Linked DNA regions of Homo sapiens: regions 1, 3 and 4 are each linked to region 2. Evidence: chromatin loops called from intact Hi-C (ENCODE). Cell type or tissue: MCF 10A. All regions are shown on one strand.

Region 1 (8,000 bases), 170 kb before region 2:
GAAAACTGGTGAGCTACATTATACAAAATAACTGATCAGTGCTCTTCAAGGTGTCAAGATTATCAAAGACATAAAAGAATGGATGAACTGCCATAGATTGGAGGAGACAATGCAATGTGAAATCCTGAATTTGACCCTGAACAGAAAATGCAATGTAGTGGAGAAACTGGTAAAATGCAGATAAAATCTAGTTTAGTTAATCATATTGTACCAAAGTTCATTTCTTAGTTTTGATAACTCTGATGGTTATAAAAGATGTTGACATGAAGAATGCTGGATGAAGTGTGTGCAGCAACTGTTTGCTGTTTTTGCAACTTTTCTGTAATTTTAAAATTATTTCAAAATAAACTTTTAAAGAAAGCCTCCTGGGAGATTCTAATGTGTAGCCAGAGCTGAGAACCACTGCTACCTCATTCATTTGGTCCTGCCTCATGGGTTTCCACTATACTCTCCTACTCCCTAGTCTGCCCTTCCTCCATCAAAATTGCTGTGCTCTGAAGGGATGTTTTCAACTGGCTGCTGGCCTAAATAGGATGAGACAAAAATTAAAACGTTTCTACCACTATCCCAGTGGGAAACTAATTCCAAAGCTAATAGCATATGGGCACTATCCTATCTACTCTAGCCAGGTGTCATTGTACAGTAAGAATTTCCACCTCAGAGATTGATTCCTTTTCATAAAGCATCATTACATCATCATTTTTCAAGCAGCACTTCTGGATGTCAGCAGATGAATTCAGTAAGAATTATGGGTCATGCGAACTGGTGTATCAGGGCTTTTTCTGTAACACCACAAAACACTGGGCTTCTGTGGAGGAGAGAGCTAAATTTGTCTAGCGTCTCCTACAATCCATTTTAACTCTCTAGACAGGAAAGGAAAGCCCTTGCTTTGAGGCAGGAGGCTGGTTTTGCAGGTAGTTAGAGCCAGGTACTTAAAGACAGCGAGAAGAAAGGATGGCCTTAGAGAGTGATGTCCTGGTCGTAGAGAACTGCCTTAAGTAGAGATAGTCCACATCTTGAATAGCAAACTCCTGTTGCTATGACAGCTTCCAAGAGCATACTTGTCTCATCAGAGCCTGGGGCTTATTCAATTGGCTCCACCCTCTTCCTGGAGTGCACTGTTTATTAAAAGGGCCCTGCCCTTTATTCTACTAGGATTAGTCATTATGTGTTAGTGAACTGCCCTTTTTCTCCCTCCACTTCAGCTTTTCATCTGCATCCTAGAAGCAAGGGCCGTGTCTTTGGGCCTGCTGAGAGTCCTTCAAGAGAGAAAATTAAGAACAGCTAGGGGTAGGCACAATGCCTTCATATGCCTCCAGCAAAAAGGGCAGCTCAGATACTCCAAGAAGGAGAGAAAAATAATGAGAGTTGGAGAAACGGGCTGAGACATGGGAACTGTGCAAAGGCTGATTACTGGATAAGATTAGGCTCAGGGCAAAAGTGCTTACTGAGATATTGGAACTCTTAGGACTTATTAATCTAGTGTTTAGCACTTGGAGTCTATAGATTAACAGGTAAAACTAAACTGGGACAGACTGGCGAAAGCTGTGAAAATGCCCTGAGGCAGCTTATAGTTAAGAATAAGATTAACAAGAAAATGATTAAAGACTGAGCTTTACTGCACAGTAAGTTACAAATTGGACCCTTTGCATACAGACTTTCATCTTTTCCCTGTTGTTCTGTGTGGGATTGCATGGTTTACATGTAAAAGTAAATTTATTTATTTCTTGGTTTGTTTATTCTAAAGAAATAGATTTCTATACATAAAATATTGATGTTTATTTGGAGTAGTATATCCTTATGAAACTAAATGATAAACTTATAGAGTGTGAAGGGATGTTAGAGTTGACATACTTTGACACTAAACATTGTATTTTTAAGTTTAAATAGCAATATCTCACAATATTTAGTGCTGTTGTCTAATTCAAGAAACTACACACAGAACTGATACTTCAAGCTATGCAACCACAGCAGTAACAACCACAGTGATGCCTTATCTTATTTGCAAGATTGTCTCTTTAATGGGTGAACGAACCTTTGGAAGGATGAATGTATGACCTAAACCTAATAGAATGAGAGTAGGATCACTGACATCAGTCTGAGAAATCTGTTTTGAAGTGATAACCAAAGTGGTCTCCTCAGTCAAAAAACTGCAGTAAGTATTCCCCTTCCTGTGTCCAAGTGTTCTCATTGTTTGGGGGAGGGATAGCGTTAGGAGATACACCTAATGTAAATGACGAGTTAATGGGTGCAGCACACCAACATGGCACATGTATACATATGTAACAAACCTGCACATTGTGCACATGTACCCTAGAACTTAAAGTATAATTAAAAAAAGGAAAACAAACACTAACATTTCAATAAATAATGCTGCTCTAAAAAAAACTGCCGTAAGTATTAATAAATAACCTTAGAAGTTACTGAGCATCGGGTCTTCTTAAATAACATATCTTTTCAGGAGTGCAGCTACCCCAAAAGAAAGACAACAATCTTAATATACTAGACAAAGCAGAATGAATGAACTAATCAAAACAATGATTGAAAACAAACTAGAATATCATTGAAAAGTTAAGAGACAATGTTGGTAACTTGAGGCAGGAATAGGCAGTTACAAACAACATCATTCAGAAATAGCAGCTATGAAAATATAAGTTGAAATAACTTGATGGGGGGGGGTAAAAACAACAGATACAGATCAAGAATGAATTAATGACATGGAATACTAGATTGAACAACTTTCCCAGAAGTCATCAGAAAGGGATAAATAGTTGGGAAATATAGGAAAAATACTGTAGAGGAAAAATACTTTAGAAGGAGAAATGTCCAATCAGTTGAATAAGAGTACCAGAAAGAGAGAGGGAGAAGAGTATGTGGAGGGGATGTAAGTATTTGAAGAAACAAAGACCAAGAATTCTCCAATCTTAGGGGAGTATGGATGATCTCAGTTTAAAAAGATTCAGAGTTTGCCAACCAGGATTTATGAGACAAAGCGTATATCTAGACACATAGTAGTAAAATTTTAAAAAAAGAAGCCTTCCCAGGAAGAAAAAGCAGATAACCTACAAAGGAACAAAATCATATTGGCACCTTAGTACTCAAAAGCAACCCAGATAGAAGAAAACAGTGGAACGTTAATTTTCAGTATTGAGGGAAAAAACTTAGAATCTAGAATTTTATACCCAGCTAAGTATCATTTAAATGTAAGAATGAAATATTTTAAGGCATCCAAGGCCTCAAAAAGTTTGCCACAAAGACTGTCTTTGAAATAAGTTCAATGAAAGAGAATTTATAATAAATATGAGTGAGTTGACTTCCCCAGTCCCCTCTTGCAAATGTTCCTTTAATTTCTCAGATCTGTCAACCTTCCTCTTACTGTGGCGACATCTCCAGGATAGAGTTCTTTTGAGGGAGCCATTCTGGAGTTTTTAGGCTATTCTGTAACAATCTCAAGTGGCTAATTTTTGCTTTTATTACAATCTTATCTTTCCTGCTAAGCTTATAAACTACCTGAGGACACAATATTATTCATTTCTGTATTCCCAGTAGTACCTTTCTCAGGGTTTTGCACATGGGAGGTATTTATTAAATGTCTGTGCCAGAAAGGAAGAGAGGAAAAGAGGAAGGGAGGAAGTTATAGGCCAGAAGATGAAGCTAGGGTTGCTTCCATTCAAGAGAATGGTTGTTCTCTCTGGTTTTTGTGCACAGAGGATTAAGTGACATCCTAGTGTGTGTCAATATTGTGCACTTCAGCAGATCATCTCCTGTGTTAAGTCTGACTATGAGTGACTTGAAGATAATTGAGCATTATTCATTTCACCATCAAAATATTAAAAGCAGCTTAGTTTGAATCCACTTGAATTAATCATTTACTTGGTTCTCCATGACACTTAAGCTCCCTCTGAGTCATTCATGATGGAAAATTATATGCTCGCATGCTAGTAAACATTCCCAGGCCAGGAAAAAGATGGGAAAGTAATCCACAAGGGGTTCTAAGGTTGTTTTTTCGGGGGGAATTTTTCAGTGCATCTCCACAGAGTTGGTGAAAAATCTCCCTTCTTCCCTCTTCAGTGAGGCAGTACTTTTTGCTTATCTGTGGTTCTATAACAAGTGCCCACTGAGGCTGTATGGGTGATGCACACCTTTCAGCATCCAAACTCTAAGACCTGTCTTGTATTGGACCCCTTTGCTTTCCAGGGAAGAGGTGGGTAGGTAGTTAGTGTTCCACACTTACTTTCCCTTGACATTATTTGTTGATATTTGGAGGCAGGCAGAACAAGAGACATCAAGGTTGATAGGTGCATCAGAGTTAGGTCTTTTCCCTTCTGTAAACAAATGCCATCTTTTCCATTCATCTAAAAAGCATTTGTAGATGTTTAAGATGCTTGCCTGTGAACTATTTTCAGGCTTTTCCTAGTTATTTTTTTGCTAGTCCCAAAGAAAACGGGCTGGGCAGAGCAGAAAATGGCAGTGGCAGGTCGCCAAAACAAATATATGACACATGCATATCCTGGAGGCCAACATTATCACATCAGCAAATGCCAGCAGAGAGTTCTTCCTCACCATTATCTCCTCCATGTTTTCTCACCACCAATTCAGTTTTTGGTCATGTGTTTTTATAATAACATTGAGTTGAGGGTGTTAGCAGCAATTTTGACATATGGAATTAATTGCATTATTTCTCAGGTATTTGGAATTCTTAAAATTCCAGAAAATCATGTAACATTTGGACACCACATGGATTTAATTCAGTATATAGTCATGAAGCATCTGCTCAGTGCAAGGTCAGCCCTGGGCAGTGCCTAGGTACACTTATCAGTGTGAAGGAAGTGCCAAGGGAAGAGTACAAATGAATTGGAGGTTCAAAGCAGGGATAGGATTTCCTGGTGAAACAAAAGGAAAGACTTCTTGAAAAGGTAGCCTTGGGGACTAGACATAAACAACAGATATAATTTCTACAGGCAGAGGCATGTTAGGAGGCAGGAACAACTTGAGCAAAAGTAACAAGGTGGGAGATCATAGGATCCATTTAGGGCTAGTAATAGTCGCTATATATTGAGTCATCACTCTGTGCCATGCATCGTATTAAGTGTTTTACATGCATTCTCTTATATAACTGCCACAGCAGTCTCATTTGTTATAGGTAGCATCATTCCGACCTTACAAATTAGGAGAATAAAGCTCAGAACAATTATGTAACTTGGTCACCTGCTAAGAGATGGCAGAACAGGAATTCAAACCAAGTCTGTCAGACTCCAAAGCCTAGCTTTGTAGCCACTAAGTTTTATGACTCAGAAATAAACGTGACTGGGAAGAAAGGGTAGGACCATGCTGTGAAGAGCTTTAGGCTTTAGATGCTAAGCGAAGGATCCTGAACTTAAAAGTGCCAGATTGTGAAATAAAAGGGAAAGGAGTTTTCCTGTAACAGGAAATGAATAGTCAATAAGAGGTCAACAGGTTAGAGACCAATGACCAGGTCCAAAACTTCTCTGTTTTCTTCATTTGTTTTGTACCTTCCTGGGAGGAGAATGGGTTGAGTAGGAAAGAAACCTCCCTGTTCCTCTTAGAGCTTTTGTATGGAATTTCCACTTCTTGGGGGTCCTTTTTGTTTTGTTCAATTCCTCGCTATTGTGCATGGTCTTACCTCTGAGGAGGGAAGGTCAGAATCTGAACTTCTGTGGCCAACTAGAAAATTGAATTGCTTAAATTTCAGTTCCTATTGCATTATATTGGGTAACTAAAGCCCCTGTTATCTTTTTCATTTTTGATTAGTTTTGGTATTTTATGTAGCTTCTTCTCAGACACAAAAAGATAATTCATTAATTGTCCATGGATATAATCATCCTCTTCAATCTTGTCTAGAAACTGGAAGGCCCTGTTGCCCTCACCTGTAGTTAGCACCTCTTTTACCAACCTTGATGTGGGATCCTGAAGGAGCAAGTTCTTGGAGTCTTGCCTTCTGACTGACCCTGGTGCTTCCCCATGTGGCCCTGCATGTTGTGGCATGGTGTTCCCCCTCCCTTTGAAATTGTCGGTAACAAAGTATCTTTTTTCTCTCTCTCTCTTTTTTTTTTTTTTTTTTTTGAGACAGAGTCTCACTCGGTCTCCCAGGCTGAAGTGCAATGGAGCAATCTTGGCTCACTGCAACCTCCGCCTCCCGGGTTCAAGTGATTCTCCTGCCTCAGCCTCCCGAGTAGCTGGGATTACAGGCATATGCCACCACACCTGGCTGGTTTTGTATTTTTAGTAGAGATGGGGTTTCACCATGTTGGCCAGGCTGGTCTCGAACTACTGACCTCAAGTGATCTGCCTGCCTCGGCCTCCCAAAGTGCTGGGATTACAGGCATGAGCCACCACGCCTGGCCACAAACTATCTTTTCAATGACAGATGTCTCCTGATCTTTGGCCTCACACCATCTGAATAATAAACCTACATTTTAAAACAGCAGTCCCTAACCTTTTTGGCACCAGGGACCAGTTTTGTGGAAAACAGTTTTTCCATGGACCAAAAGTGGGGACTGGGGAGGTAGTTTCAGGATGAAACTGTTCCACCTCAGATCATCAGGCATTGGATTCTCATAAGGAGCCCGCAACCTAGATCTCTTGTATGTGCAGTTCACAGTAGGGTTTGCATTCCTATGAGAATCTAATGCTGCCACTGATCTGACAGGAGGCAGAGCTCAGGCAGTAATGCTGGCTTGCCTGCTGCTCGCCTCCTGCTGTGTGGCCAGTTCCTAACAGGCCACGGACTGGTATTGGTCCATGGCCTGGGGGTTGGGAACCCCTGTTTTAAAAGACCAAAAACTCTGTCAATACAATCAACCAAATCTAGAGGGTGGGGAATTCTGCAGGAAAAATGGCCTGATTTTTTACTAACTTAACTGCTTAAAATATAACTTCTATTGTTATTGCAAATTTGCTTTCTTTGATTAATAGTGAGACTGAAATGTGTGTATTTGTTTAGCAGTTATATTTCTTCGTGTGAGGAAGTGAATTGAGTATTCCTGCCCATTATCCATTTACTCAGAATGTGTTTTAAAGCAAACTGGATCAAAATGTTTCATGGACTTAAATGTAAAATATAAACTATAAAACTTTTTAGAGGAAAACATAGGAAAAAATTTCAGATCTAGGATTTGGTGAAGAATTCTTAGACTTGATACCCAAAGCATGATCTATAAAAGGAAATGTTTGTAAATTAGAGCTCTTAAAAAAAAGTTTTACAAAATTAAAAGTTAAAAAATTTTGCTCTATGAAAGACCCTGTTAAGGGAATAAATGACAAGTTACAGACAGGGAGAAAGTATTTGCGAACCACATATCCAACAAATGACTCATATCTGGGATATACAAAGAATCTCACAACTCAACAGGAAAAAAATCCAATTAAGAGATGAGCAAAAGACATGAAGAGACATTTCACCAAATAGGATTCACAGATGGCAAATAATTACATGAAAAGATGTTCAATATCATTAGGCATCAGAGAATGCAAATTACCATAATGAGATGTCACTACATGCCTATTAGAATATCTAAAATGAAAAATAGTGATAACACCAAATGCTGGTGAAGATGTGGAGAAACTCAATCTCTCATATACTGTTTGTGGGAATTTAATATGGTACAACCACTCTGAAAGAAAGTATGGAAATTTTTAAAAAACTGAGCATGCAATTACCATAAAACCTAGGAATTTCACTCCTGGACATTCATTCTAGATAAGTGAAAACTCATGTGCACATAAAAATATGTACACAAATGTTCATAGCATGTTTTTTGTTTTGTTTTGTTTTTGAGGCGGAGTTTCACTCTTGTTGCCCAGGCTGGAGTGCAATGGCATGATCTTGGCTCACTGCAACCTCCACCTCCCGGGTTCAAGTGATTCTCCTGCCTCAGCCTCCCGAGTAGCTGGGATTACAGGCACCTGCCATCATGCCCGGCTAATATTTTGTATTTTTAGTATAGACAGGGTTTCCCTATATTGGCCAGGCTGGTCTC
Region 2 (8,000 bases):
GGTCTGGGCTGGTGGGGTAGGGGTAGTTGATGAGGCTATTGCCTATGGTTCCTTCTGACCTTGGGTTCTTGAAATGTCCCTTCTCCTCTCTAGGCCTTAGCTTCCTCTTCTTTAGATGGGAAGATTATCCTTCTCCAGAGCAGTTGTGGGGATCAGTGTTCCATCATGCACACTGGGTAAGCATTCTGTAAGCCAGGACAGTTTGGACAGGATAGTGCTTTCCGCCTGGAGGAAGGAGTGCTGAGGAGGAGGAGGCAGAAGAAAGGTAGGTGCCTTCCTGGGTCTTTTTCTAGGAGCAAGGTGACTCTGTCCTGAGAGAGGACATTCCAGCAGTCCAGGGAGGTTTCATTTGGCTGCAGAGCCCCTGATCCCAGACAACCTCCCAGAAAGCCACTAATGGCAATGGCTGGTCCCAGCAAGACAAGGGATATCTCAGGTGCCGCACCAGCTCATTGATGATGGCTGACAGCAGCTCATGCTCATATCTCTTGCCCTGTGCCTATGCTTCTTGAATTCTGCTGTGCTGGGCCATAGTCCCTGCCCAATGCATAGTAGTAGCAGACGCATGCTCTCCAGGGACCCTTGCCTAGCCCCACTGGTGTCCTCTTTGCCTGAGATCAGGTGCCTCCTGTGTAGCAGGAAGTATGCAGCAAGTGGGACCAGACCCTGACCATGAGAGCCACACTCATGGCCATGATATCCTCCATAGGCCACTGATGACTTAGATGTCCCCTTCGATGGGAGAAGAAAATCTGGGGTGGAGGGGCAAGCCACCAGCAAAAGGTAGTAAGTCAGAGCTGCCAAAGAGCCAGTAGCCCCTGGGCTGTCTTCATACAGGCTCAGTTCTGAAAACAATAGCCCTGAACCCTCTTGGTCTAGTCACTCCAGTGACTATGATTCAAAAACAACTGGCAGTTGGTGGTGTACTCCGGGCAGTAAAAGCAGTCAAAACCACAGAAGTTGCCCTGGAGCTTCAGAGTGACCTCTTAGCACCACTTCTCATATGCTTTTAAAATTCTGATTATATTATTCACAGCTCCTCAATGGCTCTTTACTCCTAAGCATTCAGAGGCTCCTATAGAGGTAGAGATGGCAGAAGGGGCCATGAAGGGTTCTGACAGGAGGTGACTTGGTCCACACTTAGTTTGGAGGGATTTACTGGGAGCCATTCAGGCGGCCTGCAGGCAAGGGCCTGGAGCCGCTGGAGACCCTGGGCGTGGTGTGGTTTACAAATCCAATACAGAGATGAGCAGATTGTGCTTCTGGGTGGTGGCCTGCCTGTGAGGGGAGGGAAGGTGGCCTTGGCCAGAGTCTGGACAGCCTGAGGCCTTCTTGCAGCTGCTCCCCCACCTCCCCATCTCCCAAAGCTGCCGTTGGCCTAATATCCTGTTCTCTGCCCAGAGACTAGCCCCCTGTGAGGAGAGCTATGTGAGGACAGCGTCTCTGTTGGAGTCTGGGCCTGGGGGCCCAAGGTTTGGCCCAACTCTGCCTTCTTCCCTGGAGATACCCATTCTTGCAGCCCCCTCTCCCCTGAGTCCACAGTGGCCACATATTTGGATTCTAGCCCACAATTCAACCTTCCATCAAGAGGAGGGAGCAGTGTCTAGCAGCTGCAAAGCTCCCAAGGGCAGGCCAAGGCTAGGAGGCCTCAGGTTGCTGGGCCTGGGGAACCCAGGTTTGTGAAAATGCCCCCACCCTACCTGTTGTCAGCCTTGTCACTCCCTCTGGGGGTCCCTCAAGCTACAAAGCTCTCTTTGGATGTTTCTGGTCTTCTGTGTGCCTGCTCGGCACTAGATCAGAATGGCTCTCTACAAAGCAGCTTCTCTCCTGTAGCTGCCTCTGCCAGCCTCCCCCTGACCCTGGGAATTTGTGTTCTCTCCAGCTTTTTCTCACAGTTTTTTGCCCTAAGACTGGCTCATCTTTGTGGAGTTGCCTTCCCGGGGGCATGGTTGGAGCTTGGCAGAGCAGCCATGGCTTGAAGCCAGCAGGTCTAGTGGAGTTTCTCCTCTGCCATAAAGAACAGGAAGACTGTTGCAAAGATCCCTTTCTGTACAGCCTCTCACTTAAGCATCATTGAAATCCTAAGTCAGATACTAATGGGATTCTCATTTCATGGAGGAGCAGACCACGCCTGAGAGAGGGTGGCTGGACTGCCCAAGATGGTGCGGAGGTAGAAATGGATGGGGAACCCAGAGCCTTCAAACTCCCAACCACATCAAGGTGCTGCTTAGCTCCCCTCTGGGAACACAGCCCTCAACAAAGAGTGGGCCTCCTCCCTGCTCTAAACAAAAACCCAGCAGATGGTGGAGCAGGTTTGCTGGAAGCCTCAGCTTAGGCCTCAGTCCATTAGGACCACCCTAAATGGGGAGGTGATGTCTTTGGGTGCATATTGCAGAATGTGTGGCAACTCCAGTAGAAGAAACTCTGAGCTCAGTAGCACAGGTGGCCCTATCCTCAGGCCCTCTACAGTGCTGCAGCCACAAGCGCCCAGCGCTCCACTCCCAGTAGACCCTGCCCCTGGGCCTGCCACCATTCTCCATGGCTGACAGGCTGAAGGCTGAGCTTCTAAGCCACCCTGCCCCACAGTATGTCCCACTACTCCCACTGGGTGGGTACCCAGGATAGGTGTTCAGGGAACAGAAAGTGAGCTTATTCCTCCTTCAAGGAACTTCTTGGAACTTGCCCAGTGAAAACTGTTCAGAATTCTGAAGAATTCTAGAATTCTAGTACCAAAGTCTGGGAGATGGACAGGGCCCTCAGAGCAGCTTGTGCAGATTCTCCAAGGCGGGGTGAGCATCAGCGGCACTGGGGCTGCTGAATACACTGCAGATTTCCTGGGCTCCATGCCAGAGCCACTAAATCAGAATCTCAGGGTCGGAGCAGGGGTGGGAGTGTAGCCAGCTGCATTTTTGAAAGGGATCCACAGGTGGTTCAGATAGACTCTACAGGCTGGGGAAGTGAAGGCCCCAGATCACACATTGAGTCATCACAGACTGGGACCGGAACTGTGGTCCCTGCCTCCCACTGTGGGGCTCTCTCTCCTATGTCATCAGACCTAGCTGGCTGTCAAGGCTGCCAAGGCTGAGGAGCTATGTCCATGAGTCACTTGCTGACAACACTCATCCTGCCTTGAGGGCATGAGTCATAGCAGACCACAGCTGAGGATGGGCAGCTCCAAAGATGTCAATGGGAGACGGTGGGGATGCCTCATCTATCCTGCTGTCCTAATACTGGGTGCTCGGTGCCCTGGAGCAGGAAGAGTCCCAAGATGGAACCGCCAGTGCCTCTTGGGCAAGAGAGCCCAGTCTTTCAGAAGGAAACCTGCACAACTTCAGTTCAGTCTTCCATCTGGTGCTGTGGATCCAAACATACTGTTTTTCCAGCCCTCAGCCAGGAACCGGAGTCACTCCAGTGAACGGGCCAGATGCAGCACCTGCCCTCAGGAAACTGCAAGAAGCAAGAAGCCCATCACTGGGATGAGGCGCACCAAGGGGCAGTGCAAGATGATGCTCTGGGCATGCCAGTAGGGGCTCAGCCAAAAGATGGAGGGGAGCACGGAGGCCACTCGCAGGCAGAAGGAACTGTGTGTGCACATGAGGAAGGGGAGGCCCAGGTGGCTGGTGCCAGAGTGGAAGTGGAGGGCCAGGGACCATTCAGTGCGGCCGGGAGTGGGGCAGGGCCTTGGAGGCCCAGTAAGGATGCTTTGTTTTTTTTTTCAGAAACATGGAAAAAGGGCCGATAGGTATGTGAAAAGATGCACAACATCACTAGTCATTAGGTAAATGCAAATGATAGCCACAATGAGATACCACCTCACACCCACTAGGGTAAAAAAAAAAAAAAAAAAAAAAAAAAGAACAACACATGCACAGAAAATAACAAGTGTTGGCAAGGATGTACAGAAATTGGAACGCTTGTACATTGCTAGTGGGAATGCAAAATGGTACAGCCACTGGGAAAACAGTTTGGCAGTTCCTCAGAAAAACATAGGATGACTATATGACCCAGGAATTCCACTCCTGGGTACATACATAGCCAAGAGAATTGGAAACAGTTTTCCCCACAATGAATGTCTATCACAGATTCACGATAGCCAAAAGGTAGGGACAACCTAAAATGTCCATTGATGACGAATGGATAAACAAAATGCACTATGTCCACATAATGGAATATCAATTCAGCAATAAAGAAGAATAAAGTACTGATCCATGCTACAACACTGATGAACCTCAGAAACATGATGCTAAGTGAAAGAAGCCAGTCACAAAAGACCACATGTTGTATAACTCCATTTATATGAAATATCCAGAATAGGCAAATCCACAGAGGCAGAAAGCAGATTAATGGTTGTCAGGAGCTTGGAGAAGGAAAAATGGGAGAGTGACTGCTTAATGGGTATAGGCTTTCTTTTGGGGGTGATAAAAGTGTTCTGCAATTACATGGTGATTGTTGCATAATGTTGTCAATGTAATTAATGCCTAAGTATACTGAATTGTACACTAAAAATATGAACTGACAAATTTTATCACACACAGAGACACACACATATACCACAATAAAAAGTGAGGGGACCGATGGGAAGACCAGTTGAGAGTTCAAAGCAGTGGACGGAAGGCTGAACAGAAGGGCATGCAGGTTCCTGCCAGTTCTGAGACTTTGGTGCCTCCCTCTCCCTTTTGCGCACTGAGCACTCTAGCCAGCTTCGTTATCTGTACAGCAGGCCTGAGCATGACTTTCCTCCCCTACTCACTGTTGGGCTCCCATAAGACAATACGTGGAAGCCCTGGCACATAATAGATGAGCAGCCAATGCCAGCTCTGTTCCCTGTGAGGGGCGACGTGCTGTGGTGTTCCTTAGAGTCACACTGCGTGGCTCTTATCCTGATTTGGTCACTACTTAGCTATATGGCCATGAGTAGATCACTTCCTCCCTCAGAGTTGCCACATCCTTGTACGTAGAATACAGCCGGTCACATTCCTGTCTTCCTTTTAGTCCCTCTTGTGAAATTGTGCCAGACTGAGGCCTCTCTACCCTGGAGCCAGGAAGCACAGTTTTCTCTCAGAGCACAAAGCTCTGCCTTGGCTCGGTCCCTTGGGGAAGTTGGGAAGGACCTGATGCCTAAGACTTCCCAGAGGTCTCCAGATGGGTCCTCTTCATTCAATATGACAATGCCCTCTGTTGTTGGCCTGGGAAATCACTGAGAAGAAAATCAGAAGCAAGTACAGCCTCCTTTCTTGAAAAGTGTTAATGAAACTGTTAACTTTTACATCTGGTTCTGTGCTGTTGTCCTAAGCCTATTTATTAGTATATCATGTAATGTGGTTCTAGAAGGGCAAATATGAGAACACGGGGAATCCCTGAGTGTCTGTTCCTGAATCCTTTCTCCCCACTTCCTCTTCCTACTGACCAATTGGTCTCTATTCTTTTATGGTCTTCATTTCTGACTTTCCGCTGCCTCATCAGCCTGCAGCCTCAACATTTTGGTCTCTAAAATGGGTTTCATGTGAAGGTGAAAGGAGTGAGGCTTAGCCCAGTATGTGGCTTGTAATAAGTGCTTAACAAAGGTTAGCTATAATTACAATTATTTAAAATAATTTTAAAAAGTGCTGATTTTTTCTCATGGACATTGTTTTTTCCCACATAATTGATCATCTAAATTGTAAGACTGTGATTTTTCCACAACACTCAATAGACTTATTTTTAATCCCAAAGACAAAAAGCAGCCAATCCACCCATTTCTTTGTGCTGCCTCATCTAGTCCATGGGCAAACCTTGCTCCTTCCAAGCCCAAACACTGATCCCTGAGAACCAGCATGGGCAAGCAAGCTCCAGGCCCTTTCAGGGTCAACCTCTCCATTAGGTACAGTAGGCTATGAGACTTTTAAGGACACACAAGATAATTAAACTTATTTTAAAATCAGAAGGAAAGAAATGAACTTTTAGATTAAAGACAATATTTTCTTATATAATAATGTATTCATCTTTATACCAACACAATCATAAAATATAATTATCATTATTTATTGGTAATTGAAGAAGGGCCCCATGAAGGCAAAAATGTTCAGGGTTCCTGGAAGTCACAGAGCAGCTGCCCCATGTCAACAAGAGGAGACAAAAGATAGAGACACTGGCTTCACTTCCATCTTCCAAATAACACCTGAATTTCATGTGGCTCCTGCTGAATGAGAACTGTTTAGGGGAAGGGAATTCCAGCCATCAAAGCTTCAGCTTCACTCAACTGGCATGGAACAAGGCTGCCGCCACCATTTTTAGCACTCTGAATAAATATAGTGTCTAGTAACAAACCTTCACATTTCCCTGAACTTAAAATAAAAGTTAAAAAAAGTAAAAGGTTTTCCATTCAACTAAAAGGTGTGTTTGGTAATGCACACATTGTTATTGTTGCTGTTATTATTTTGCTGCTACATGTTGGAAACTTTGTTTCCTTATTAAGAATATAAATAAAATGAGTTACTTTGTGTTTCTTTCAATATAAGAATAAATAAATGTAGTGTCTAAGTGGAGGAGCAGCAGGGGCTGGAAATCTAGAAAACCCCCGCACCCTGAAACTGGCCACGGGTTCTGCTTTACAGGGCTCGTGGGGTGTGCGGCAGCTTTGCACCTCAACACTCCAGCACTTCCTCCTCACAGATTTCCCATTACCCTGTAATCTATAAGTTCAGGACCTCACCAGCCTGCAGAGATAGGGTCCCAGAACATTAACAAGCTAGTCGCCTGCTTCTCGCCCTATCTATTCACCCAGGCTCCCTCCCCACCCCCTGAATATTTCAGGCTCCCTCCCCACCCCCTGAATATTTCAGGGAGTCCCCAAAGGAGCTTATATAAGTGTTCACAAATGTTTCTGTCATCTCATCACCATCTGGGGTCTACCCCATTCTTTCTCTCCAGAATCCATTCCCATTTGTTAACATGGGCTGCCCAGGAATCCCCTTACAGAAACCATGGCACCATGTGGCTTAGAGTGCCCCTGGTGGGCAGGCCAAAGGCTGTGCCAAGCGTCTGGCCCTGACACCACACAAACTGCCCAGGCCTCCTCAGGACACAGTAGAATTCAGTTCTGGCAAGAAAAGAGAGAGCAGCCCCAGCCCTACCTCTTGGGTACATTTTGTTCTCTAGGCTCTGTGAAGCAATATGTACTGGGCCTAGAGGTCATCAGTCAATCAACAGAGTTGTAACTCAAGCTGCTTTGGGTGAAGTGGCTGCTCCTGGGATTCACAGTCCTAGCCACTCAGTTCCTCCATGCTTCTTCCTGCCACCTGGGGGCCCCACCAGGCCTCAGGCTGGGGAATGCCTTGACGCTCTGTCCCTGCATGTCTGGGAGAACTCTTTTTTTTTTTTTTTTAATGATTATACTGTAAGTTCTAGGGTACATGTGCACAATGTGCAGGTTTGTTACATATGTATACATGCGCCATGTTGGTGTGCTGCACCCATTAATTCGTCATTTACATTAGGTATATCTCCTAATGCTATCCCTCCCCCCTCCCCCCACCCCACGACAGGCCCCGGTGTGTGATTTTCCCCTTCCTGTGTCCAAGTGTGGGAGAACTCTTTTGACTGTCTGCAAATCCCCAAGCTGAGCCCTCAGCACTTGACTTGGAGGTTGAGAGTTAACATACATACCCACGTAGCCCTTTTCCTTATCTCAACCCCCAGAAGGTGCAATGCTCCTGCCCCAGCATCCTTCTCTCAGTTGAGATGAAGGCTCAGCCCACGCTCTCAGGAGGGACACCCCCTCCCAACCCTCTTCATCCATCACCAGATTAGAGAACATAGAAATCTCAGCCAGGTCTTCATGTTCCAATCAGGGATCTGGCTGTTCTTGTAACCTTCTGGAAACTTTCACAATAATGCTAACTATGTTGAGCACTGTCCACAATTTGGCCAAATTTGAGCATTCCATAGATTGTGATACAGAAGATAGGGGTTGTCATAGCAAGATGAGTGTCTTACAGCTCAGTGTGGGGTCCTGCTACCAG
Region 3 (8,000 bases), 280 kb after region 2:
CAAACACCAAAATGTTGACACCCATTGGGATGGTTATTATAAACACATACACACAGAGAGAGAAAATAACAAGTGATGGTGAGGATGTGGAGAAATTGGAACCCTTGTGCATTGTTGGTGGGAATGTGAAATAGTGCAGCCACTGTGGAAAAAAGTACGGCAGTTCCTCAAAAAATTACACAGAGAAATACCGTATGATCCAGTGATTCCACTTCTGGGTATATGCCTAAAAGAATCGAAAGCAAGGCTGGACACAGTGGCTCACACCTGTAATCGCAGCACTTTGAGAAGCCGAGGTGGGAGGATCGCTTGAGGCCAGGAGTTCAATGCCAGCCTGGGCAACATAGTGAGATCCCACCTTTACAAAAAATTACAAAAATTAACCAGGCATGGTGGCGTTGCCTGCAGTTTCAGCTACTCCGGAGGCTGAGGTGGGAGGATTGCTTGAGACCAGGAGGTTGAAGCTGCAGTGAGCTGTGATCACTGCCCTGCACTCCAGCCTGGGTGACATAGAGAGACCCCATCTCAAAAAATAAAAAAAAAGAAAGAAAGAAAGAGAGAAAGAAAGAAAGAAAAAGAAAGAGAGAAAGAAAGAAAGAAAGAGAGACAGAGACAGAGACAGAGAAAGTAAGAAAGAAAGAAAAAAGAAAGAAAGAAAGAAAAAAGAAAGAAAGAAAGAAAGAAAGAAAGAAAGAAAGAAAGAAAGAAAGAAAGAAAGAAAGAAAGAAAGAATTGAAAGCAGGGGCTCAACCAGTTATCTGTTCATAGCAGTTTTGTTCACAATAGTCAAAAGAGAGAGACAACCCAAATGTCCATCAGCTGGTAAATAAATTAAAAAAATGCAGCATGCCCATACAATAGAATATTATTCAGCCTTAAAAAGGAAGGAAATTCTGACATGTGCTATAACATGGATGATCACTGAAGGCATTAAGCTAAGTGAAACAAGCCAGCCACCAAAGGACAAATATTGTATCATTCCACTCATGTGAGGTCCCTAGAGTAGTCCAATTCATGGAGAAAGGCAGATAGAACTGTGAGTGACAGGGGCTAGGGGAGGGAGGAAATTAGGAGTGCATGTTTAATGGGGACAGAGTTTCAGTACAGGAAAATGAAAAAGTTCTGGAGATGGATGGTGGTGATAGTTGCACAACACTGTGAGTGCACTTAATGCCACTGAATTGCACACTTAAAAATTGTTAAAATGGTACATTTTATACATATTTTTACCACAATGAAAAAGTAAAGGCTGCAATTTTAAAACACTTGCTAGTCCTCTCCTAATCAAAAGCAGTCTTTTCTTTTGCAATAATATTAGTGTACAATCTAAAAGAAGCAGCAAGCTGAACTGCTCATTTTCCATCCCTGGTAAGAGCAGTATTTACTGCACATCCACTCATCATGTTGTATGGGCCATCTGGGTTTTTTGTATGTCTTACTGAGGTGCATGTTTGTTAAATGCACAGGCATAACCAGAAATAACTTTCCTGGAAAATTGAGCATAATGGCTGTCCCTCTCTTGACATTTTGGAGAAATGATAATACGTAGGTGGGGGAAACAAAGAAGTGACTGTAAACAAGAACGGACATTATCTCTGCTTCTGAATGAGATGAGAAACCCACTTGCTTCATTAGCTCTCTGGTATATCTGCAAGTCTGGAAACACCGGGATGACTCACAGTTTGCTGAGTAATACAGGAGCCGACAGAATGCTGCTAGTGACTCGCCATCTCTGACTGGCTTTCTGTGCAAACTGTCACTCTAGAGCAAGTGCTAGGCCTTGGAATAGAGTTCTGAAAAAGGTTACGGTTCTCAACTACAGGGAGAACCAGCTCCTAAGGCCTTGACACTGGTACACAAAGTAGGACACCTCTGACCAATGCCAAAATGACTTTTAGAAAGTTCACACCTGGTCATTGTGTCCCTGCTCATGCTCCAGCTCACAAGATCTCTGGTTTCTGCCTTTCAGGGTGTGGTGATGTCCACTTCTTCATCAGAGTTCTTTGTGACTTGTCTGCTTCTCCACTTGGTAGTAAACTCCTCAGGCATAGGAAGACGTCTTCGCTAGCTCTGTAATGTAAGCTGAATGATCCTTGGAATGAATGAGTAGAATATAGAGGGGAATGAACCAATGAATGAGCTGTATCTGCTAGCCATTGCGGAATGCTAAGTTTTGGAAACTGTTTTGAGCATTTTAGAGGAAGTATTGATAGACACTCTCAGTCTTCAAGGCTTGGAGGCCGATGAACCCATATTCTTGCACTGGGCAGAAAGGAGAACTTTGCATCTGCATGTAGGGCCCATTTACCCACTGACCATGATGCATTTCTCTGGTCCAGTTAAGCTCCTTATCCTTCTATAGCACTTGTGCAATGTCTGAAAACATGTGATTTCTTCAACTTCCAACAAGTACACAATTTTATACCGCCAGTGGTAATTTGTCCTGGTGGTTCTGTTGTTTCTGCTGTTGTTGTTGTTGTCGTCATTTAATGCAATTTACAAGGACAAAACAAAACTTCTGGCTGCCATTTCACATACCACAGTGACAGCTTCACATGGTAAGAAAAGCCAAAAACAGCTAGTTTCGAAATTCAGGCCACTCATTTTATTACTTTTCCCTGATTAAGATTCATTCATACCACTTTGGGGTGGTGCTGATATTCCTAACATAAGCCAATCGATTTTGGTCAGTTCTGAGAGCAGTGAGTGGTCTTCACTTACACACAGTGTGTTTGTAACTCTGCTATTTCTTTATGACTAGCACAGTATAAAGTGAACGTTTTTGGAAGGCTGTTAAGCATATGTTCTCCTGGTAGGCTTAAATGTGACTTATAAAAATACTTGATAGTATATGAACAAGCTCCCACTACTGGTTTAAACCAAAAAAAAGAGGTTTATTTTACTAGTTCATAAGCACAGATTCTACATTCTTTGTGAGAATTATCTTTTTAGGTTTTTGTTTTTATTTGTTCTTATCATTTTGATAGCCATTTTAATCATTTCTTTTATTCTTTTGTTTGCTTTGTTGACTTTTAATTTGGAAATGTCTGCTTTGGCAGAATAATTACATCACAAGGAGGCCCTTTCCCCACCCACCTACCCAGAAAGGTCTCCTGACTCCCTTATGCTCTATGAATTGCCCTAGTTCAAGATTGATACAGATCAAAGCAGCAGAATGGGGTTGAAAGAGCAGCCTCTGGCAATGGCCTTGACCATGTCAATTCCCTGTGCATTCATATAGATCTGGAATCATGTAGATCTATTCTGCCCAGCTTGTTCCACAGCAGCTGGTGGGCAGAACCACTCTTCCAAGCCGTGTAGTTATTCTGCACTGCAAGAGGCAAGATTACAACCGAGGACTCATTCATTAATAAAATTGTTTAAGTTGGCTTTCTGAATGACAACGTGGTCTCAGGAACTTAAAAGACTTCACCAAGTCCCTGCTGCAAACAAAAAGTCTGCATTGTGATTTGTCAGAGCTAGATTGACATCCAGTTTAGAGTTTAGAATCCTTCTCCATGCCCCACTTTTGAGACAAATTACAAATCTTGAGGTTCATCAACATTCTAGTACAATATGACCCCCCAAGGTTTAAGAGCCCTTTAGAGATTTGAAGACAACTGTGATGTTCCCACTAACTCTCCCTCCTTCCCCCAGTTCTTTGCCCCTATCTTGGCTGCTGGCCTCTGAACTCATCACAGAGCACTGGAGTGAGGGCCTCTGGGTAAGTAAGGCTCTGCTAAACTGATCAAATGCTCCACGTACATTTGTCCCAGTAGAGAGGAAAGCTCCTCTTTTCCAAACAATCTACTTTATTCCTGCTCCCCTACATCCCACTTGCAAGGGTAGCAGCCACATCCCCCATCTGTCCTGCCCGAGCTCATTGTCCAAGCCAACTCCAGCTCAGAAATTTCCCCCAGAGAAGAGGTTCCTGAAGGCTAAGCATTGCTCTGTAACCCTGAACTTGATTTATGTCTATTTCTCACTCTCTCATTATATAAAGTTTTTCAAATAATATTAGACTAGGAATTGAGAAAGAGAATGAGCTCTCACAATTGTTTCTAGAGCCATCACAATCCTACCCAGCAACACCTTTTACGGGCTTTTAATTTTTTTGTTTACAGTTATTACCTTTGAAACCAAATCTTGACTTTCTGGTATGCTCTTGGACTTTTTAAGGGATTTAAAAATTCAGGAGTTTGATGCCAATAATTGCTTTTATGAGCTAGCATTGCTTCTTTTCTATAGATGAATCCCATTTTAAATCATCAATTATTTTCTTCACAGAAACCCACAAAGTACATATTCTAGTTTGCATCAGAATTGAATATGACCCAGAAATTCTTAATGTTATTAAGCTAGACTATTGTATCTAAAATGTGTATCACATTCAACTAATGCATATTGAAGATCTTGAGTACCACACTTGAGATCTGAATGAAGAGCCCAGGATTGTGATATTTGATCCATACTGAATGTATTTGCTAGAGTGCATTGTACAGATGGTTCAGGTGTGTTAGATTTGTCTCTGTAAATGAATTGGTCAGTAGATAAAAGAACATGACTCAAGGCTGAGCAGGGTTCAGCAGGCCCCAAGCTTCATCATTAAAAATCGGGTGTTTTTTAATATGAGGCTGGCTGTGTAAAGCAGACCTCATGAACTCAGGGGTCTGAGAGGCCAGGCCAGATTATCAGTTGGGATGTTTTCAGTCCCAATTAGCAGACAGCGCAGTTCACACTGGCTTAAACAATAAAGGGGACTTACTGATTCCTGAAAGTTAAAGTCCAGCGGTTGGGTGGACTTCAGGGTTGGTTTGAATCAACAGTTCCTCAGTGTCATCAAAGATGCTGTTTCTTTCTGGCTGTCTACTCTGCCTTCAGTGGCATGAGCCTCATCCTAAGGCTGGCTCCCCCTTGTGGGCACAAGATAGTGCCAGCAACTCCAGAGGCTACAAATTTCCTCCTGCCCCATTCAGAGAGCAGGAGAATGGCTTCTAGAATCTCTGTCAGAAGAGCCAGGAAGCTTCTTTCCCAGAAGCCCCCCCAGATTTCATGCTTTTTAGTCTGAATGGATCCAACGCCTACTAGCCTACTGTGCTGCTTCATGTCAGCTGTGTCCCCCGCTAGAACCTTGTGTGGAGCCAGGTTCCTCCTAAGCACAGAGGTGGTATGGGCCAAACGAAGCTGCCTAAATGAAAATGGGGAAAGGTGTCAAGAGAAGGAAGACTTAGTGCTGGCAACCAACAGTATTTGTTGCAATCAATCTCTTGGCCATCCTCATTCATACACACCTTCCTTCCCACGCATACACCTCCCAAAATGCCCACACTTAGGGAAAACCTATTTACCCCTTTCCCAAAGGGATCCAACTCCAATCCGGAAACCCTAGGTGATGTGTCATCCTCTGAATTTGGTCAGTATATAGCTCTTCATGTTTCAGGGACCACTGGTCACCATGCTCACCTTGGCATAGAAAGTAAGAGTGCAATAAAAAGAAAAAAAAATTTCAATTGGGAAAGAGGAAGTTGGAAAGCAGCACACGGTGGTCACTGATCCATCATCCATATCACATCCTGCTGGACAGCAGTAGCAAGGCTTGACCAGGGGTCAGACTCAGTTTCCTATTCTGTATAATGAGAGGATTGGATTAAATTAGTGGTTCTCACATTGGAATGTGGCCTGGAGAGCTTGTTAAAATGCAGATTACTGGGTTCCATCCCCAGAGTTTCTGACTCCACAGATACAGGTGGGGCCCTGGAATTTGCATTTGTAATAGATTTCCAGGGGCTGCTGCTGCTGCTGCTGCTGCTAGTACAAGGACACCCCTGCCCTTCCACTTTGAGAACCTCTGATTTAGATTATCCTTATGGGCCCTTCTGATTCTGACATTTAGGACTCAGGGATTTTTCTTAGCTATCTCTTCTGCTCTATACTGACTTATGATGGATTGTTTTATAAATGGGACACACCCAACTCTACTGTGTGAACAACTTAAAAACATATCATGGAATTCCTGCTTTGGTTTGTAATCTAATTTTCAACAATTGAGGCTGAAAATGAAGGACACCTTACAGCTTCAGGAAAGTAAATTTTCTGGAATTGAAGAAATTAGAAACAGAAAGATAAAGGCTTTCCCATCCTCCCCAACCCCATCTACTACAGCACAGCGGTCTGTGGGATGATTCCACGTGACTGCAGAAAGCAGCTCTTTTCCCAAGGACATCCAACATTTTGCAAGCATTCTCCCTATGTGACCCGGGTATTCATTGGGTCTTAGAATAGGAGTAGCACTGGGTGAAGCTGTGACATAGATCAAGTTGGTTTAGGAATTTTGCCAACTTTCTTCCCCAGGGCCCCTCACCTGGCCAACATCTATTCATCCTCAGGTCACAGCTTAAACCTCATGTCCTCCAAGGAGCCTCCTCTAACCAACGCCCCACCCCAGCCTAAGTCAGGTTCTCCTGTTCTTTGTTCTCTAGTGTCCTACAATGTTCCTTTATAGCACTTACCAGCCTTTGTTAAAAATCCTCACTGACGTGCTCCACCATCTGCCTTGTCCATCAATGTTTTCACAACACAGGTCCTGGATCACTGTAAATGCTCAGTAAATGTGTGTTGCACAAGTGCTATCAAAGGCAGACTGGGAGCAGATTCCAGTCACAGTATTTTATTACAGTGGTGAACTATCAAGCAATCTATATAACACATCCCACAGTGTATGATTATGCATGCTCCAAAGGAATGAAACATAAGTCTTCAGAAGACACAAACACACAGCTGGAGAGTCCCAGTGTCCCTGGCATCTACAGCCAACTTTTTCATGGCCCTCCCCCTTCTCTCTGGGAAGCTGGTGCCTTCCAGTGCCCAAGGTATCTCTCTACCAGGCACCCTGGGCATTGGCCCAGCTCCCTCTTCCCCCATGCCCATTTGGGTTGTTGATTGACACTTAGGTGAAGACAATAGAAGACCCTCCAGCTTACAGAGTGCCCAACTCAGCAGGGCCTGGAGAGCTAATCTGGGTCAACACCACATTTTTCCCCTGAGAAAGTGGGAGTCCAGCAAGGCTGTAAAATGATGAGCTCCAAATAACAGCCTGAGTCTCCTGACTTCTGGCTGCATCTTGAATGCATCTGCAGGCAGCTTCAAATGTGAGAATAAGATATGAACTTATGACACTCTATAGTTTATCACCATTGCTATAATTCTCTGCCACTAAATATAATTTTACCATTAAATCAAACCAAACCAAACACTTAAAATAATTTCTTTAGAGAAGCCAGATTATTTATTACAAATAACGTCTACAAACTGACTAAAAGTATATCCCACATATATTGAATTTGAAGACTGTGCCTAAGTTTAAGGTAATTGATGGATTCCATTCTCATTAGATATTCACACATCAAAAAAGTTGTCTGCTTTCCCAGGCACAGTGGTAGGTTATGCTTATGCTCATCGTTTTTCTTCCCAGAGCTGGCTCTTCCTTTGAAACAGACCCATATAAGCCACCCATTTGCTGGGTCGCAAGCCCTTCATGAGGGAGAGAGAAGTATGGTGGGACACCAGCACCTTCTCTACAGAAACGAGCAGCATGTTTGCTAAGGGCTGCTGGACTTTGGCAGGTAGAGACCATCAGAGGACTCAACTGAATCCCCTTTTATCAGGAACCCTAGGAGAGTAGAGTTGTCAGGAGTTTCCCCATGACTTACATTGTCTTTTTTAAAACAACCAATTCATGACTGAGGTGAAGAAGGAAAATAACAGAAAAATATATCTAGCCCAAGAAATCTACAGAATAACAATAAAACTCAGGCAGAAATGAACCCACTGATCTGTGAGCCAAGTGCTTAAGGGAGGGGTTGGGGCACTTCTCATGTGGCTCACTGTCTTAGTCAGTTCAGGCTGCTATGACAAAATACCATAGGCTGGGTGGCTTAGAGACAATGGAAATGCATTATGCATAGTTCTGGAGGCTGGGAACTTCAAGATCAAGACACTGG
Region 4 (8,000 bases), 240 kb before region 2:
ATGTCACATTAGTTATTTTCACCTAAGGATACCTTAACATTAGGCCTACAGAAAATTAATATAATACCTTTGTTCTCTGCAAAAGGCTACAACAAGTGATCTCTAGAGGTGTTTTCTGACTCTCAAATCTCTAACTCTTGGATTCTGCCTCATCCAGAAAGGTTTGGGTTACCAAAGCAAAGTACCATAAACTGGATGACTTGAAAACAACAGAAATTTATTTTTCATAGTTCTGGAGGCTGGAAGTCTTAGATCTGGGTGCTAATATGAGTTCTGGTGAGGACCCTCTTTGGGGTTGCAGATGGCCATCTTCTTGCTGTGTGTTCTCACACAGAAGAAAGAGAGTGAGCTAGCTCTCTGGCCTGTTCTTATAAGGGTACTTATCTCATTTAGGATGGTCCCACCCTCATGATCTAATCACCTTCCAAAGGACCCATTTCCTAATACCATCACCTTAGGGGTCAGGATTTCAACATATAAATTTTGCGGGGACACATTCAATCCATAACAGATTCTTTCCTGTTATTATTTTAGAATGACATGGACTCTTTCCCAGTCCATTTGGGTTAGGATTCTTATTCAGCCTGGAGGCAGAGCCGTACCCTGTATGGCCTATCACATTCCTTTTAGCCTGGGTCTCTGGTTACTTGTAGAACCCTTATTTATAATTATTGTCTAATGCTGGGATTCTCCAGAGTGCTGCTTGGAGAAATTTAGCCTCTTAGAGACAGTTGCAATAAAAGAATTCTATCAAAAAGAATTCACTGAATTGTGATCACAAACAAAATAACTTTGTGGGGATAAAATGTACTCCAACAAGGGAGGCTTATGTTTGTTTTTCAGCCTCTCCTCCCAGTGCTGCACTTCTAATCTCTCTGCAGAAAGAAACATTTCAACAGAGAACCCAGTGGAAATTATGACATGTTATCTTCTCAGAGTCCTGAACTCCCATCCCTACCTCAGAAGAGACTCCTCTGTTCACAGAAGCTAAAGGCAGTTCCTTCCCAATGGCAACTATGTTTGGATGTTGGATCTACACTTTCTCAAGCACTGTGATCTTCAAATGTAAGTTTAGTAACATAAATATCTTTTTGCAGCCTGAAAGAATTTTATGTCTCTGTGTTATCAGGTAATGTTTCAGTATCTCATATTTTGCTGGTAACATTTAGAATGTTAATCTCATAAGGAGATTTTAGAGTTATAGTTAAATTTCTTTATCTGGGTTAGATGGGAATCCTTTATTCTGGGGAAAGCAAAGTTCTTTCTATAAGCCTGGGTTCTCATAATATACAGACTGGGAAACTTGGGAAAGAGTAGGAGCATCATTAGTTTCATTTTATAGGTGGGAATAACAAAGCATGGAGAGACAAACATATTTGCCAAAATAGTTATTCTCAACTCCTTGTTTTGGGAATTCTAGAGTGTTTCATAGGATTTCAAAGTACCTCACAAAATTGTTCTAAATTTCTCAAAGCCAAATTCATTTTAATTAACTTTAATTTTTTTTGAAAAGTTATAGCATTCTTGGGGGTAGGATAGGTACATTTTATAAAAACAATACAAACAATTGTTTTGCTTAGAACCAGTGAAATGTCAAAACTCCAAAAATGTTTGGGAAGCACTGGATTAGTCAGTAGCATAACAAGCAATAAAACAACCCAGGTCAGGTGCAGAGAGATATAAACTCTTGTCTCATCCTCCATAGATCTGTATTTTCAAAGGCAGAGTCTTGTGTGACTGCATGTCTGAGGATATGTCTCTTCTGGACAGGGTTTTTACAGTACTTGAGAATGATCCTAACAACCTTTTGGGGTGACTCAATTTTTTTCACTGCTAGAGAGGTAAAACAAATATTGATACAGTTGAACAGTGAGAAATTGAGTTTGGCTGGAGCACAGGCACATAATGGTAGAATTATGAGCCTGTGCTAGGCTGTGTGGGTTTGGCCAAATTGGGTCAAGTGAAAACAGAAAGATCAGTTAGAAACTTGCAATAGTTTCGATAAAAGATGTTATGGCGGTTGTCCAACTTTATTGTGAACTCTCTTATTGTACTAGTGTTTAAAAGCAGATAAGCTGTTACCTCTTGAATCCCACAGGCTGTCTAGTTATACTGGTCAGGATCTCTTCCAGCTCAATTTTTTAAAAAATCCTTTGCCTTGACTTCCAAAGGCACCTGTTAAGAGTGGACTTCTCAAGCTGTGTAAAGTACTTTTGGCATAATCAAGTCTATGTTGTTCCATGAAGCTCTAAGTCCAGAGTAACTGTCTTTAGTTGATCATATTGAAAGCAAGAACATCATTTCAAACAAACCAAGTCTGAGATATTTAACCCACATGTGCTTTCAGACCTGGTATGTATGAGCTTGAGCAATGAAGCCTTATTCCATTTTGATGTTATAAAAAATGGAGGGATTTCCCTGCAGTCAGTTTCACAGCCACTATTTGACTTATATTTGAAGGGGGAAAGATAAGGGCTGTGTTCTTTTGATCTGAATTTTTCTGTTCTTAAAAGTTTTCTTTTCTAAGAACACTAGTCAGTACCTGGAGACACTCCGACATATTTAAAGAATTAATTTGCTTTATTGAAAAAAGTTGTTTCTTTAAACATTTAAATAATTACTTTTTCTTCAGTGACAAATTAGTTTGCTTTAATGAAAAAAAAGGTTTTTTTCATAACTTTCATTACATGAACCTTTAGCAAAGGAGATTTCTCCCATTATATACTTCTTATGATCAACAAATTCCATCATCTCCCCACTAAGAGAAAGTACTCCAAGATGATAGAATGATTTTAAAGTTATGGGACTACAACAGCAGCCACAGGAACCTTGAGTAAGTACCATGAACCCTGACCCTCAGCGTTAATTTGTAAGCCTTTGGCAGTGAGATGGAATGTCTTCCTTCAGTTTGAAACAAAGGAAACCTATTGCATCGCACGTAAATTTGTATATTGATGCTATATTGACTTTGTAGCTGCCATGCCTTCATACAGACACCTCATCCAGCCCCCACTGTTCCACTTATTGTGATGGTTTGTATATCTTTATTTCAAAGAAGATCTGTTTGAACCGTGTTTAATTTCTTCTTTGACCTGCTTTCATCACTGCCCATGCCTACCCTGGTGGCATTCTCATCCACGAGACTACCACATCCATGCCACTAGGTGGCATTCTCATCCATGAGACTACTGCACCCGTGCGCACGTCAAGAAGTAGCCAAGCCATGGGCTGGATTGTGCTTTTCCTGAGAGGATGAAAGGCTTCATGGATACATGCTAGTATCCATGTTCCTCTATTCTCAAGTCAGGCACCAAGATGATGTTTCATACCTGCCTGCCTTTCAAAGTCTCATAAATGTTCATTGAATATCCACTCTATGCAAGGCACTAGGGTAGTCACAGAGGCAAGGTTTGAGCTAAACTACAGGCCCTGCCCTCCAGGAGCTCCCGGTCTCATGGCAGGGTGCAGAAGCCAGAATAGAGGGCCATGGCATGGGAGAGAACTCTGCTGACCGGGAGCTCTGAAGGGTTAGGGGTCCATGAGCCTGATTTATGGGGTCGTTGCCATAGGATTAGGGGCTCCCTGGCATACAGTGAATGGAGAGACTAGCATTGCTGTGTTATTTCACTGAGAGGGCACCAATGTTCAGCCTCTGAGACCAGGGGAGGAAAGCAGTGGCCATGAATGTTCCCTCCCATCCCGGGGACTGACTGGGCTCCTCCCACAGTCTCAGACACAGAGGAAGAAGTGTACTCACACTGCCCCAACACCAGTGAGTGGAAATATTTATAGGTCTCTCATTTGGTTTTAATTTTTATTTTTTTATTTTTCAGAAATTAAAAAAAAAATCACACTCACAAAATTAACCATTACCCACATTCCTACCAACAAGAAGTAACCATTCTTAACCTTGTAATATGTTGGTTTCCAGATTTATGTTTATGCTTTAAAAAATTATGCAGACAACATATTAGCACATTGCCCCTTTTCTCATTTGTTTTAATCCATGTTCTTCCCATTTATACAGGAGCAATTCTTGCATTCAGTTATGGGATACTATAAATGCCTAGTATAATGGCAGCAGAGAGAATTACTATGGTTGTATACCTTTTCTCGCTCCTTGCTCCTCAAATGCCTTAGAGTTTAAAATCTATTGTGGAAAGTTTGTGAAATGCAGAACGGTGAAAATAAACAAATTACCAGTGGTTCTTTGGCTTCGGGAGAACTGTAATTGATGTTCATTTTGGTATATTTCCCTCCAGTATTTTTTCCATATGGTTTTATTTTTAAAAATTTTACCCCATATATATATACATATATATATACATACTAACTACTCACAAAATTAAAAATTAAAAAAATTAAAAATGTATAAAATGAAAGAAAAAAATTAGCCTCATTTTGTATTTACTATTTTATAATCTGCCTTTTTGCTTAATCTTCTTTGTCATTATATGTTCTTCTACCTCATGATTTTTAATAGCTGCCTAGTATTCCATTGTATAGCCATAGTTATTTCATACTTTATAATTGCTATTGCTAGACATTTAGTTGGTTTCCTTTTTTTGCTTTTATAATAATGTGTGTTCCTATACATAAATCTTGTAAATGTCTGATTTTAAAGATAAATTTCTAGCAGCAAAACTTCTTAGTTAAGAACATATACATTAAAATACACTCTTATTATATTTTTCTTTACCAAAGTAATATATGTTTATTATAGAACATGTACAAAATCACAGATATACAAAAAAAACAGCATATAAGTTACTTGTATTCTTCCCACTCAGAGACAGCCACTATTAACATTTTATTGTAACCATCCAGCCTTCTTTTCTCTGTATTCTACATGCTCTTTCATAAGCTTTTTTTATTGAATGTATTCAGAATACCTAAGTTCATTGTTCTTTTTTACCTTCACTGGTTACATGGCATTTCACTGAATGAACAAACCAGAATTTGTTTGATGAATCTTCTAATGCTGGACATTTCAGTTACTTTCTGTTTTTCTGTACTATAAACAATGCAGAGGTAAGTAGTGTGTGACTACACCTTTCCAAGTCCTTGATTGTTCCCTGTGAAGAAATTCCTAGACGTGCAACTGTTGTTTCACCTGTATGTTAATTTTTAAGGCTTTTCATGGGTATTACTAAATGTTCCTATAACAATTTTTATCTTAGAGGCAGAATATTGGTATATCCTTTTTTTCCCAAATTCTTGATATTACTATTTTGCCAATTTGACTACAAAGAATTGATTATCATATTTTAAAATTAACATTTATTTAATTACAAGTAAAACTGAACTATTTTTTTCTTTTTTGCCCAATTTTATGTTTTGGTATAGGTTTTTCCTTGTTTATTAATAGATTTAAAAAATAAATTTGAAATATTAATTTCTTGTCATTTGTTCAGGTTTTCTCCTTCAACTGATTGTTGTGATGAGTTATATGTCTAGACTTCCTGATAGTAAATTGCACTCCTGAAATAATCCCTCCTTGCTCATAATGTCTTGCCAGATTTGGCTTGCTGGCATTTCATTTAGGATTTTTGCATCTATATTCCTAAGTGACATTAGTCTTCAGTTTTCTTTCTCTGTGTATTTGTGTGGGTGTTCGTCAGGTTTTGTGATCAGGATAACTTTAATTTTATAAAATGAATGGGCTTATTCCTTCTTTTATTTTATAATGAGAACCGCTTTTAGAGCATGGAAATTACCTGTTCTTTGTAAATTAAAAAGAACTTGCTCATAAAGCTGTCTGGGCACTGTAACAATCATCAGAGGAAAATGTGTAACACCCTATTTTTCCCCACGTTTTCTACTTCTTTGTGATTCCAGTTAGCTAATTTTCCTAGAAAATTGTCCTTTTTATTGAGATTTTCAAACTCGTTACCATCTTTACAGTTTTATTGAGATATGCATACAAGTCACCCATTTAAAGTGATTTTTAGTGTATTCAGAGCTCTAGACCATCACCACAACCACCACAATAGATTTTATAACATTTTGAAAACCCCAGAAAGAAACCCCATGCCCATTAGCAGTCACCCTCTATTTCCCCTTAATTCCCCCCCTTGTCCTAGATAACCACTAATCTACTTTCTATCTCCATAGAATTCCCCTATTCTGGACCTTTCATATAAATGGAATCACACACTGTATGGTCTTCTATGGCAGCCTTCTTTCACTTAGTGTAACGTTTTCAGAGTTCATCCATACTGTAGCATGTAGCAGCACTTTATTCTCTCTCTTTTTTAAGTTTTCGTTTTTGATTAACAGACTACTTTTTAGAGCAGTTTTAAGTTTACAGAAAATTGAGCAGATAGTACAGAGAATTCCCTTATACTGCCCTCCTCTCCACTCCTGACCATAATTTTGCCCACAAACATCTTGCATTGGTGTGGTATATTTGTCATAATCAATGAATTGATATTGACACATTATGATTAACTGAAGTCCGTACATTTGGGTTCATTCTTTGTGTTGTACAGTTCTATGGGTTTTGACAAATGTCTAATGTCATATATCTACCATTACAGTATCATACAGAGTAGTTTTGATGAAAAGGTAAAACACAGGGGACTTTTAGGGCAGTCTTTCCCTCCTCCCTGTGAACACCTACCAACCACTGATCTTTTGATTTGCCTTTCCCAGAATGTTATATAATTGGAATAATATAGCATGTAATCTTTTCAGAGGCTTCTATCACTAAGTAATATGCATGTAAGCTTCTTCCCTGTCTTTCTTTGGCTTAATGGCTCATTTCTTTTTATGGCTAAGTAATATTCTATTGTATGGATTTACCACAGTTTATCCCTTCACCTTTTAAAGAACGTCTTGGTTACTTCCAATTTGGGGCAATTATGGATAAAGCTGCTTCAGTCATTTGTGTGCAGGTTTTTGTGGGCACATAAGTTTTCACCTGATTTAGGTAAATACCAGTGAGCATAGACTATGTTTATCTTTGTAAGAAACTGCCAAACTGGCTTCCAAAGTGGCTTTGTAATTTTGCATTCTGACCAGCAATGTATAAGAGTTCCTGTTGCTTTACATCCTCGCCATCATTTGGTGTTGTAAGTTGTTTGGATTTTTGTCATTCTGATAGGTTTGTACTGGTAGTTCATGGTTTTAATTTGCAATTCTCTGATAACATACGATGTTGAGCATCTTTTTACATGCTTATTTGCCATCCATACATTTTCTTTGATGCGATGTCTGTTTAGATATTTTTCCCATTTTTAAATTGATTGTTTTCTTTTTTTGTATAGTGGATACAAATCCTTTATCAGATATGTGTTTTGAAAATATTTCTCACACTCTATGGATTCTGTTTTCATTCTCTTAACAGTACCTTTCACAGAGCATAAGGTTTTTGGTTTAATTTTACTAAAGTCCAGTTTCTTTTTATGGCTAATATTCCATCATATGGATATACCACATTTTGTTTATTCATTTATCACTTGATGGACACTTGAGTTACTTCCTTTTGGCTATTGTAAATAATGTTGTTATGAACATTTGGTAGAAGTTTTTTTTTTGAAACGGAGTTTTGCCCTTGTTGCCCAGGCTGGAGTGCAATCTCCGTGATTCTCCTGCCTCAGCCTCCCAAGTAGCTGGGATCACAGGCATGTGTCACCATGCCTGGCTAATTTTGTATTTTTAGTAGAGACGGGGTTTCTCCATGTTGGTCAGGCTGGTCTCGAACACCCGACCAAGGCGATCCACCTGCCTCAGCCTCCCAAAGTGCTGGGATTACAGGCGTGAGTCACCGTGCCCGGCCTGGTAGAAGTTTTTATATGAATATATGTTGTCATTTCTCTTGAGTAGATACCCAGCAGTAGAACTGCTGAGTCATATGATAACTCAATGTTTAACTCTTAAAAAAAAAATAAAAAAAAAACTGAACAACTTTTCCAAAGCGGCTGCACCATTTTATATTGCCATGCCTCCTACATTGCTAGTGGCATTTTACGTTGTCACTAGCAGTGTAGACGGGTTCC

The links. Hi-C counts contacts between places; a loop is a spot of excess contacts. Peaks named below come from ENCODE experiments on the same cell type or tissue, not always from the same donor. Only the 100,000 strongest peaks of a DNase experiment are listed, where the experiment ranks them.
Region 1: a loop joins it to region 2, with 4 times the contacts of the local background. A loop is called at or near these places in 5 of 110 quality-filtered maps.
Region 3: it touches region 2 in a loop (3-fold over the local background); 9 of 110 quality-filtered maps call a loop at or near these places.
Region 4: a loop joins it to region 2, with 10 times the contacts of the local background. A loop is called at or near these places in 21 of 110 quality-filtered maps.

Annotation. Positions count from the first base shown.
Region 1 is chrX:150,031,841-150,039,840 of GRCh38, forward strand. No RefSeq gene overlaps it. Among named protein-coding and RNA genes, the nearest start is that of EOLA2-DT, 97 kb to the left of the region's middle. In MCF 10A, no CTCF peak of the experiment used is centred here; DNase peaks (open chromatin) are centred at 1,111, 4,501 and 5,341.
Region 2 is chrX:150,198,071-150,206,070 of GRCh38, forward strand. No RefSeq gene overlaps it. Among named protein-coding and RNA genes, the nearest start is that of MIR2114, 26 kb to the right of the region's middle. In MCF 10A, no CTCF peak of the experiment used is centred here; DNase peaks (open chromatin) are centred at 3,111, 3,971, 5,021, 7,151 and 1 weaker place.
Region 3 is chrX:150,481,303-150,489,302 of GRCh38, forward strand. All of the region lies in intron 5 of MAMLD1 (mastermind like domain containing 1), which reads left to right. LOC124905223 (a long non-coding RNA gene) reads left to right here and starts at 1,196. Exons shown (of 2, transcript XR_007068346.1): 1 at 1,196-2,077; 2 at 3,658-8,000. In MCF 10A, a CTCF peak has its summit at 4,907 (motif pointing left); DNase peaks (open chromatin) are centred at 1,689 and 4,909.
Region 4 is chrX:149,959,884-149,967,883 of GRCh38, forward strand. It overlaps EOLA2-DT (EOLA2 divergent transcript), which reads left to right. Exons shown (of 12, transcript NR_027456.1): 8 at 882-1,065; 9 at 2,700-2,833. Among named protein-coding and RNA genes, the nearest start is that of EOLA2-DT, 25 kb to the left of the region's middle. In MCF 10A, a CTCF peak has its summit at 3,180 (motif pointing right); a DNase peak (open chromatin) is centred at 3,178.